Regions from separate parts of the Mus musculus genome. Here all the other regions are linked to region 2. Evidence: chromatin contacts called from ENCODE Hi-C or POLR2A ChIA-PET data. All regions are on one chromosome and are shown on one strand. The core of a region is the stretch at or near the end of the contact, and the rest is flanking DNA. Distances in the headings are between cores, read along the strand shown. Region 1 holds the start of Tmem174 (transmembrane protein 174). Region 2 holds the start of Tmem171 (transmembrane protein 171). Region 3 overlaps Fcho2 (FCH domain only 2).

Region 1 (3,594 bases), core at 15-2,514, 57 kb after region 2:
GGAAGCGGATGTAATATTTAACCACCGAAGAGGGGGAGCTGCTTGGACAAAGTCTATCCAGGAAAGAATAAGACCAGAGTTACTGTTCAGTGGAGGAAGAAGTTCACATGTCTGTTTGGAAATTGTATAGTCAGTCATAAAAGACAGATAATACCACTGGTGTTCAGGCTGCCTTCTTTACACCAGCCTGGTTTGGTTGCAAAACAGGGTAGGTTCAGAAAGTCAGCTGTTTGCCTCACCTTGGAGTCTAGGAACTGTGCAGCCACCAGAGACAAGGCCTGAAGCCTGTGTCCAGGCAATATCTAGCCACATCTAATGTTCACACTGTTGGTGTGTGCCAGCAGCATAGCACACAGAAACTGTTCCCAGGGTGTCATCTCCTTACCATCCCTGAGGTATTCCCCAGATGCAGAGAGCTAGGAAAACATGACCAGGGTATAGGAGGGTCTCAGAGTTGTGTGGAGAGCTGACATTAAGGGTTAAGTATTGGTGTGGCTGGAGTGTGACTCCAAAGCTGTGTGTGCTCATCTCTTGAACTCATGCATCAGTGGTATTGGAAGATCAGGCCTTTGGGACATAATTGGGGATAGATGAGGTAGGTAGTCAGGGTGGGGCCCATGATGGCACTAGTGTCTTTCTGAGAGGAAGAGAGATGAGGTCTGGTCGACTGTAGTGTTCTTATCAAATTGGGGTGGGGGATGGGACAGAAAGGAGATCTTTACTAGATGCTAGCATGCTGATATTGGCTCCAGAAAATCTCTGGAACTGTGAAAAAAATAACTCTCTTTTCTGTGTAAATGACTTAGCCTGTGGTTTTCTGTTAGCAAATAACCTAAGAGACTTATCTTCTGAAGTGGAGATTCCTTGCATGGTTAATAAGACCTGTGTATGGACCCATTTCTGATGAGCCATTCCAGCCCAAAGTCAGGCTTCAAGCAGGTGGTAGATACGCCAAGGACTCCCTCCATATTGCAGGCAGGGCTGCCATTTGCATACACCTTGCTTTGGTAGGACAGAAACGGGACCATAGAGCAGTGCCGTGTGTGACTATAGAAAAGCACCTCCCAACATTGTCGTTGTCGTTGTCATCGTCATCATTATCATCATCATTATCCTGGATAAATGAACATAAAATAGAAAGGCAGATTGGTACTGTTCCTCTTTCTGGAAGCCTACAAACAAACTTCAGGCTTCATTTCTTGGACCTTTATTCTTCTAAACAAAGTTCAGCCCTGTGTATGTTATACTCTGTTAACCACGGAAGCCCAAAGGTCCTTCTCTAACTAACCGGAGCCTGTGTTCCCCACTCTCACACTCTGTTTCCTCTCATGTTGGACAGTCGTGTGAGGAGCTATGGAGCACAGCAGTAATCGCCCAGAGGACTTCCCGCTTAACGTGTTCTCTGTCACTCCGTACACACCCAGTACCGCCGACATCCAGGTGTCCGACGACGACAAGGCAGGGGCCACTTTGCTTTTCTCAGGCATCTTTCTAGGACTGGTGGGGATCACTTTCACTGTCATGGGCTGGATCAAATACCAAGGTGTCTCCCACTTTGAATGGACCCAGCTCCTCGGACCCATCCTTCTGTCGGTCGGAGTGACATTCATCCTGATCGCTGTGTGCAAATTCAAAATGCTATCCTGCCAGTTGTGCTCAGATAACGAGGAGAGGGTCCCGGACTCGGACCAGACTTCCGGAGGACAGTCGTTCGTTTTCACTGGCATCAATCAGCCCATCACCTTCCACGGGGCCACCGTGGTGCAGTATATCCCTCCTCCTTACGGTTCTCAGGAGCCCCTGGGAATGAACGCCACCTACCTGCAACCCATGATGAATCCTTGCGGTCTCATACCTCCTAGCGGAGCAGCGGCTGCCGCACCAAGTCCCCCTCAGTACTACACCATCTACCCTCAAGACAATGCTGCGTTCGTGGAGAGTGAGGGCTTCTCTCCTTTCGTGGGCACTGGATATGACAGGTATGCCGGGCCCTGGGCTGCTCCCCTTCCCCCTCCCGTTCTGCATCACAGTTATGGTCTCTGGCTGTGTTTGGACTTCCAGGAAGGTGATGGGGACCGTGAATCTTTGCGCAGCCTGCCACCGCAGGGTGGTGGCAATGGATCTTTGCAAGTAGACCTGTGTTTTGTGCTCATGTTTCAGGCCCGACTCTGATGCTGACCAGCTAGAAGGGACGGAGTTGGAAGAGGAGGACTGCGTATGTTTCTCTCCTCCACCGTATGAGGAGATATACGCTCTACCTCGCTAGAGACTGCAATGCTAAGGGGACGGACATTTAAGCCCTGTGATGTGATACTTGGAGAGTTTATCGCTGTGTTCTTCAGAAGTTAGGTGTCAAAGCAGCTCAGGAGATCTTACAGATGTCATTCAAGGTGGGAAAGAAGTGCCCCGAGACTGCTAAATTAAGCTGCCCTGGTTAAATTCCCCTCTGCTCTGGTTTTGAATTCTCTCAGCTAAGAAACCCTCTGCAGCTGGAGAGTCGCTCTGTGATAGAGTGATTTTGGAGCCCACGCAGTGCCTTGGGTTTGATCTCTAGAGCCAGAAGAAAACAAAAACAAAAACAAAAACAAAACAAGACCTCTCTACATAAAGTGCAGGAGGAAAATTCACCCATTTCCCCATCCCCCACCCGATATCCATTTGAAGGATATCTTAGTTTTGAAAGATTGTCTTAGTTTTAAATCCGGCAGCCATGGCAGCTCTCAGACTGATGAAAGGGAGGCTGGCAAGCAAGCAGGGAAGAGAGCAGGCTCAGGTAGAAATTTCCCTGCACGGCGCTGAACCTTCCGCAGCAGAGTGACTTATCTTAGACAACTTGGGCTGTTATCTGGTCTCCCTGGAAGCCTTTGGATCTTGAAGAGTTTGTAAAAGAAATAAAATCCATTAAGAAATAAATGAATAAGTAGAGTGGGATGAAACAGTGCCCCATGTTAGAATAGTGTTGGGTGGCCGATCCTACTGTGGACGAGGTAACAGGAGGATAATGAATGTCACCATGTGCTGTCCACCGAGTTACAGTGACCCCTGCTCCTGATGGTTTTCCTTTGCAAGGCTGAAGTTCAAGGCGTAATGTACATGGGTGAGCGCCTGCTCCCTCTGCCCACCCCCAGGCTGTGATTCCCAGGCACGAACTAGCTCAGCCGAGTGGCTTACAGAACACAGGTACAGCTGAGTGGCTTATGGAACACAGGTATGCCTCTAATCTGTTCCACAGAGCCATGCTGCCGTGTCGCTTTGTAGTCATGAATCATGGAGATGATCAGTCATCCCGTCTCCCCCACCCCCCGCCCCCGGGCGTAGCTCTCACCTTCATTTGAACAAAGAAAAGCTGGTAGCCTTCAGCTTCCTAAGTCTGAACGGTGTCACCAACCACAGCCCAAAGCTGCAGACTTTAGGAGGTGTCCAAAGAATTAGAAAGAAAACAGTTTTACAAAGATCAAAGGCCACTCAAGGTAAAGGTGGCTGCCCCCAAGAGAGATACAGGAATTGTCAGGTCTTGAAGGTTTTGGTACTGTGCTTATATGTGGGATTGCTTTTACTCTCTGTCAGAAGAGTCCAGGTTTTTCAAGGATATCA
Region 2 (3,534 bases), core at 617-3,116:
CATCTAACACAGTGCAGAGCTGTTAGCAGGCCTGGGTCAGAGGGGGCTAATCCTATGTGAAGGCCTGAGTTCTTAGAAAGCTCAGGGCTTGCCGCTGTTGTGCAATAGCCGCTGTTAGTCCACCACCCATGAACTGGGCATATCTTGGTGCCCTTCCAGAGCATGATTGGTATATCTTGACACTTTGACCAAGATATCCCCACCCAAGACACGGATAACTGCAATGTCCTTGGGTCAGTTCCTTTATGGGTCTGTACAGGTCTCTCCCCCGGCATCACAAGACCATGTAATAAAAGCATTTTCCAAGTCCACAGCATGTGTGTTCTCTGGGTGACAGGCGAACTCAGAGAATGTTGCTTTCAGAACATCTGGCTGTTGGCGCCGTATAAGCTGATATAGTGGGGCTTTCGGTTCCTTCACCTAATGAACTGGTTTGCTAGGTCCCCATCCACTTATGACCCCAACCTTCCCAGAGACCTGAAGACACACAATAGGGGACCATGGGCTGAAGATGAAGGCAGGAACTCCCTGCAGAGCCAGCTGGGTGCTGGATACTGATATTAGCCAGTATGTAAGTCTGCCTTGTTAGAGACCCCATGCTCAGAGCACCCTGACTGTGAGAAAGCCCACATCTGGCCCGCTAGACCTGTGTGCCCACCACATCCCCATGGCTATGTGCTTCCCTGGTGAGCCCCCATCTTACCCTTCCCACTCCACCAGTCCCCAAACCTTTTTGACCCCACCGTGACCCCTTTCTTTGCCTCTGCTTACCAAGCCTAACTCATCCATCAGGAAGCTAACAAGAATGGATGGGCTTTCAAGGAGACAGGAAGCTAGGGAGAAAAGGCAAGGGTGGGAAAGTCCCCAGAGCTCTGGGTGCCTCTGTGTTTGGGTCCAGAGCACACTTGACTTACCTCTCACAGTGGCCTGACCTCTGGTGTGGAAACTAGCACAGTTGGATAGTTGTCAAGTGTCACGGGGCAGGTTACAAATAGCATGGGGATTAGCAAACCCATCAGACACTCCGTTCAAGGGCAGGGAGAGTTAACAGTTTAATCTCCAGAGCTCCAGGAAGGGTGCTTTATGGCAAAGGAGGGCTGCATGCATATATATGACCAGGAAGGGACAGGGGTGACCCACTACAGGACTTGCTGGGTATAAGCTTCAGTCTACGAGCTAGGCTATCATGTTGAATGGTTAGCATACAAGGTCCCCGGCCTCACTCTTCAGGGACTCCTGGGGGTCCCCATTATCCTCTTGTAGAAAACTACCTGCGAGGTTCTAGGTCCCGGGACTCCCGTCAAGGTCTCAGAGTAGTATAGTAGAAGGGCCACCTGCCCTCGGACTGGCAGTGGCGGCAGAATGGCGGGGGTTGAGGGTGGGGGGCTGCTTGGTCGTGGACTGTGGCCCGACTTTCCCTGTTGCTCTTCCCCGGGGCTCAGGTATTCCTCAGCCGGCCCCTTCCCCCTCCCGGAGCGCTGCACCTAGGCTGCTAAGGGACCAGCTCCTTTCTCAGATGCCCGCCTCCGTGTCGCCACTTCACGCAGCCCCAGCTGGACTCGCTGGCACCCACAACTTGGTGGAGCGTGCCCATCTGCCTCCCCCCCGCCCCCCACGTCGATCCCTCGCTTGCACTGCCAAGTCTTATGGTCCCAGGGCCGCGAAGCTGACCCTAGTTCTGTGCTCCGGAGCGGCGCGCCGGTGCCTCAGGAGGGCAGCGCCCGGTGGCGGCCAGATCCTACCGGCCAGCCCTGCCCTGCCCTGCCCGGCCGCCGCACCCGCGAGCCGGGCTCTGCCTGGCTCTCTGCACACGGAGGAGGCCCGCCCTCCGCGCCCGGACGCGCAGAGAGGGTGTGCGTGGAGCCAGGGGTGTGGCGGAGAGTCCCAGGACCAGCAGCGCAGGTAAGGGGCTCCCCGAAAGGCAGCTGCTCCTGAGTCCCCGCAAAGACATTCTCCTCTCCAGGCCTTGCTTTGCCAACCCTCCAGAGCTTTGGATGAAGAGATGTGCCGTTGATTTGGGTCTGGCTTTTGGAATATGCAAAGGAGCGTTTAGTAGGGCAGATTTGGCTTTGTGAGGAAACTGAGTTTAGAGTAGAAAAAGTTCGGCTTCGTATATAATTTCCCATCTATTTGGTTGTCCCTGGGTGTCCGTGTTTTGAGCGCACCTAAGGGGGCCGCTGAAGCGATCCTCGCCTTAGTTTGGATCAGGGACAAACATGTTCTAGTAGGTGTCCTGGAGTGAAAGAAAGTACAAATCTAGTTCGGTGCTTCTACTGTTTTTGTGTTGGTGTTTGAGAATTTGCCTTAAAACAGGTGAAGCTCAGCGACTGGCTACAAAGCTGAAGACACCAAAAAAACCCAGTGAGTTAAAGCAGCGGTGGGATTATGTGATTGGGGGAAGATGTGTTTTAAATTAGCAGGATGCTTTAAGTCTTCCATCTTAGCATCACCATGAAATGTGGCTTTTGCAAGTTTGAGAGAAATGCATCCTTCACTCCTCTGCGTCTTCTTCTTCTTCTTCTTCTTCTTCTTTTTTTTTTCTCCACTTCCTTCTGATTCTATCACACTCTCCCTGGGAAAAGCACTTCCTAGGACAGCAATGTCACCCATCTCCTTCCATCACCCAAACTCACCTTCCTTACCCACGAGCCTGGCAAGATGATCTTGGTCTTGCAGCTGTGAGCTCCGTCAGAGGATCATGAATGTGAATGGCAGAATATGTTTGAAAGTTTTCTGTGTTTGACTATGTCCTTCCTGACTTTGGATTGTGTTCGTGAGAGCTACAGTGAGGTCTTGTACTCCCATTTACCAGACTGAGGCAAGGTCAATGGTTCAAAGATCAGTGCTGTGTGAACCAGCATGCCCTTTAACCATTGCTTGCGAGGTCAGGTAATAATACTCTTTTGTTTTTGTTTTATTTTGAGACAGGGTCTCTCTATTACGTAGCTCTGGCTGTCTTGGAACTCACTCTGTAGATCAGGCTGGCCTCAAGCTTAGAGATCCTCCTACCACTGTCTCCCATTAATGGTGTGTGCCACCGTGACCTTGTGTCGACTCGTGGAAGGTGCTTTTTCACTTAGTTCCACTTTTGGTTTCCCAGCAAGTTTTGTTAGCCTTCTGTGCTTTGTAACTACTCTCTGTTTACTGTGTCTAGGCCTCTGTGGAAGTAGGTGGCACTGTGGAGGAGGGTGCCTGACGGCCACTTGCCACCTGTCCGCCTACCTGAGGACACTGTCCGCCTTGGCGATGGGGCTAGACGTCACCTGTTGGGTCAGATCCTCTCAGGTCATGCCAGTGTCCTGAAACTGAGCTGCCAGTAGGGGCGGGGTGTCCGGGCAGCCTCGGGGTTTGCTTCTTGAAACCACAAGGATCACATTTTGACAGAATTAAAGTAAAAGTCCACAAACCCACTGTCTTTTCGAACCATCTTTTTGTTTTATCGAAACTGCTGACATTGGATCATGTGCTGAGGGAGCCTTACAATAGAGTGGGAAATGAAAAGTTGCTGGAGTCTTAAACAGGAAGTGGAAAGTT
Region 3 (3,604 bases), core at 17-2,516, 35 kb before region 2:
GTTTGTCTCCAGCTGCAACAGTTCTAAGCTCTTAAGTTAACAATTGGGCTGCTGAGGTGGCATAGTGAGTGCGTTAAGTGATTGCCATGCAAACCTGATGACCTTAGTAAACCTGAGGACCCAGGTAGAGGAGATCCTCCAACTCCTGCACGTGCCAGTGGCAGGCCCGTTGCTATGACTGCATAGAATTTAAAGAACAGTATCCTAGTTAAGGCTTCCATTGCTGTGAACAGACGCCATGACCAAGGCAACTCCTAAAGGACAACATTAAATTAGGGCTGGCTTACAGGTTCAGAGGTTCAGTCCATATCATCAAGGCAGCCCTCCAGGTAGGCATGGCACTGGAGAAGGAGGAGAGAGTTCTACATCCTTTTCCGAACAGATACTATAGTTTTTACAATAAAAATATTTGAGGTGCATTTATTGAGTGTCCATTCATGTATTAGATACATAAGAGACTGAATTTGAAGATACTTGTTCTTATTACAGGAATGCAGAGCAAATGAAAGCTTTTTGGAAATTATCTGGGATTTCGGAGAAATCAGACAGTGGAGGTAAGGGTGTGTTCCCTCTGTGACTCTGCTGCCCCGCCCCCGGCCGTTTTTTCTACCTTTACTTATTATGTGTATGAGTGCATGCAGGTGTGATCACAGGACAGCTTGCAGTAGTCAGTCCTCTTTCTTCCACTTTGTGGGTCCTGAGGATGGAACTCAGGTTTTGAGGCTTGGTAAGGCATTGCTGAGACATCTTATCTTGCCTTCGGTTTTTGTTCTTGTTTTTGATTTTCTTTTCTTTTTTTTTTAAGGCTTATTCACTGGAAAGTTTCCTCTTGGATTTTCATGTTTCAATTCTAGAACTGACCACTAGGTGGAAGTTAATACCCTACATAAGAATGTACAAGCAGAGATTCAGATCAGTTTTTATTCTTCTCTGTAAGAAAAATAACATAATTGTATAACTGCAAGATAAATGCTTCTAGTTACATAAGAGAAATGCTTAGTAATAGAATTAAAAAAACAGAACAGAACAGAACTCTCCCCATAGATAGCTCAGATAATTGCAAGTGATTGAGCTTATTCTGATAGTGGGGTGCCTTTGCTTTCCCCTCTGCAGTTACATAGAAACATGACTTTGACAGAATGCTTGTCTGTCTGTCTGTCTTGCTGAGGGAGCCTTTCTGTTCATTCCTTTGGAGTTAACATTAATCTTCAGTGCTGTGTGGCAGTTTTAAGGAGAAACAAGTTTATTGTCTCCTACTGACTGCATCTGTCTGTGTTCACCATATGGCTAGTTATCACTCCAGTATCTCCTCTCAGATTGTATCTTTAAAACTAGTGTACAGTTTCCATGACAACCAGCTCCCTATAATGAGGTAATCCTGGTCTCTCTTAGTAAGAGAGAGCCCATCTTCTTAGTTAGCCTCCACTCATTCTTCTTACTGAGCAACTGCTTTAGCTCTTCCAGTTTTGTTCAGCTTTTTCATTTTGAATATTTTGAGAATATCAGTGGTTTTTCTTCTTTAGTATTTCTATACAAAGGACCATCAGCAACTCTGGATTGTCTCTTTATTTATATCTCTTATGCAGGATCAGATTTGCTCTAGAGAGATAACCAAGCTGGTCTGAAGTTCCTTCTGTTGTTCAGTACTTACAGGTAGCATTTTAGTCAGTAGCTTCAGTGACTTCTCTCCTACCATAGAATTTTTTGTAAACCACACTGAAATTTTTAACTTAGACTGAAAGTAAATCAGAAATCCTGTGTATTAGGCTTACAGCCAACCAGCAAGGAAAAGAGAATGTCTTGTTCCTCTATTTAAAAGGCATGTGATAATTGTAAATACACCAGAAAAGGAATTTGTTCTCTCAAAAACAAGATTCATGTATTCTCTTCACGTATTTAGTACTTTTCCTACTGTTATTCAGGTATAAAAAAGTCCTATGTGAGGAAATGGGAGAATTTTATATATGTGATTTTGATGTTGTCAGTTAAACCTTTACAAAGAAAGACCTAGATTCAAACCCTGTAACAAAGTTTCTCTTTTATCTCAGTGCCCAGGACAGGAGCAGGAGACAGTTGTAAAGCTTAAGGGGGGTGGGGGTGGGGGTGGGGCTGCTCCTCGAAGGCGCTGGCCGCGCGGCTTTACAAAGCTAAGTTATTGATCAAGTGTACGACTTGCAGAGCCTTGTGGATAATGGTTAAACATTCTGCACTGTGATGTGCATCACCAGGCATGAGAGTGGAGGGCAGACCAGTTACAATACTTTATTCCCTAGTTCTCTGTGGTGTTGAACTTTATATAGGGGGATTAAAATGTCTTACTGCTGCTACTGAGCAAGTCTGTCTACTTCCCCGAACAACCTTCCTAATGCTGAGACCTTTTAATACATTTCTTCATGTTGTAATGACCCCCAACCATAAAATTATTTTCATTGCTACTTCATAACTGTAATTTTTCTACTGTTATGAATCATAATGTAAATATCTGATACACAGGGTGTCTGATAGTCGACCCCTGTGAGAAGTTGTTTGACTCTCAATGGGATCATGGCACTCTGGTTGAGAAACCTTTTCCTAACCCAAGTTAAATGAGGTTAGAAACCCTTCTAGACTTCTCCTTTCTTTCCTTTTAAATAGTGTGTTCTTTGCCTTGGCCCTACTGCAGACCCTCTTTCCTGTCACCTAGAGCCTTGATAAAATGTTGTATTGCCTTGCAGTTGGTCTCCTTACTTTGCATCTATCGCCTCCCCTCTCTTCTAGGACATTAGTCTGAGATTGTCTTCCCTTGGGTGTTACCTTTGTTATGTCATAACTTTTGATTGTGGCCTGGTCCTCGCTACTATTCTAGTCTCATCTGCAAGTGTTCCCCACTTTGTCCTGTTCTCCAGATACTGTGGTATAGGTGTGGTTCTCTTAAGTCTGTTCTCACAGGTTTCTCTCCATCCCGGTGCCTTGTTCTGCCTAAAGTGCACCCCGGCATGCCCAGCGGTATATAATGTTCAGTAGAAACGTGTGTTTTCAGACACCATTTATCAGATTCATTAGTGTCACTGAGTGCCTACTTGTACTGTAATCAGAATGGGATACTATAGTGTGTAGTTCCTACTACCTTGCCTTACGCTCCACGTGGACCGCACTACCTGCCCTGCCAGGTTCCCTTGGATCCTTGGGACACACACACACACACACACACACACACACACACACACACACTCACACACACTAGCTTTTTTATATATACTTCAGCTCAGTGGCCGGGCTCTTTTAAGCTTCTCTCAGCTATCGCACCCTTCCTTTCACTCCCAGCTCAGCACCTTAAATCTGCCCTTAGTTGCCTTCCTAAACTCCTTCCTGCTACCGCAGGCCCAGTCAGGGAAGCAGCCAATGGCCATTCCACTGCAGATCTCACATGGCTGGTGTCTGTTTTCCCTCCAAAGCATGGTGACTCTCTAGTCCTCTCTCCTGTGTCTGCTAGCCTGCCAGTGGAAAACTTGCGTGTGTGCCCAGCTCATTGGCTGCTAGAATCTTTATTGATCAATGAACAGATTCTTGATGAAAACATCAGAACCACCTCCTACAGGATGCATTGAACAAATGACTATATCTG

What was found. A loop is a pair of places that touch in the nucleus more often than their neighbours do. ChIA-PET counts read pairs that join two places held with the same protein, here RNA polymerase II (POLR2A).
Region 1: a loop to region 2 is called in a map of T-helper 2 cell, with 3 times the contacts of the local background. The contact joins the promoter of Tmem174 here to the promoter of Tmem171 in region 2. A Hi-C loop is called at or near these places in 4 of 37 maps with a recorded cell type or tissue (T-helper 1 cell, T-helper 17 cell, T-helper 2 cell and 1 more). POLR2A ChIA-PET finds 5 or more read pairs at or near these places in 1 of 5 experiments (Patski).
Region 3: POLR2A ChIA-PET joins it to region 2 with 27 read pairs in Patski. The contact joins the enhancer-like site here to the promoter of Tmem171 in region 2. POLR2A ChIA-PET finds 5 or more read pairs at or near these places in 2 of 5 experiments (Patski and embryonic stem cell).

Annotation. Positions count from the first base shown.
Region 1 is chr13:98,635,080-98,638,673 of GRCm38, reverse strand. It overlaps Tmem174 (transmembrane protein 174), which reads left to right and starts at 1,264. Exons shown (of 2, transcript NM_026685.2): 1 at 1,264-1,979; 2 at 2,161-3,594. The coding sequence starts at 1,354. The coding sequence ends at 2,266.
Region 2 is chr13:98,693,174-98,696,707 of GRCm38, reverse strand. Tmem171 (transmembrane protein 171) reads left to right here and starts at 1,866. Exons shown (of 4, transcript NM_001373965.1): 1 at 1,866-1,902.
Region 3 is chr13:98,727,139-98,730,742 of GRCm38, reverse strand. It overlaps Fcho2 (FCH domain only 2), which reads left to right. Exons shown (of 26, transcript NM_172591.3): 24 at 490-554. Among named protein-coding and RNA genes, the nearest start is that of Gm9465, 11 kb to the right of the region's middle. Within about 2 kb of position 1,266, at least 1 of the 3 ENCODE cell types and tissues checked has a DNase peak (open chromatin) inside an H3K27ac peak, as active enhancers do.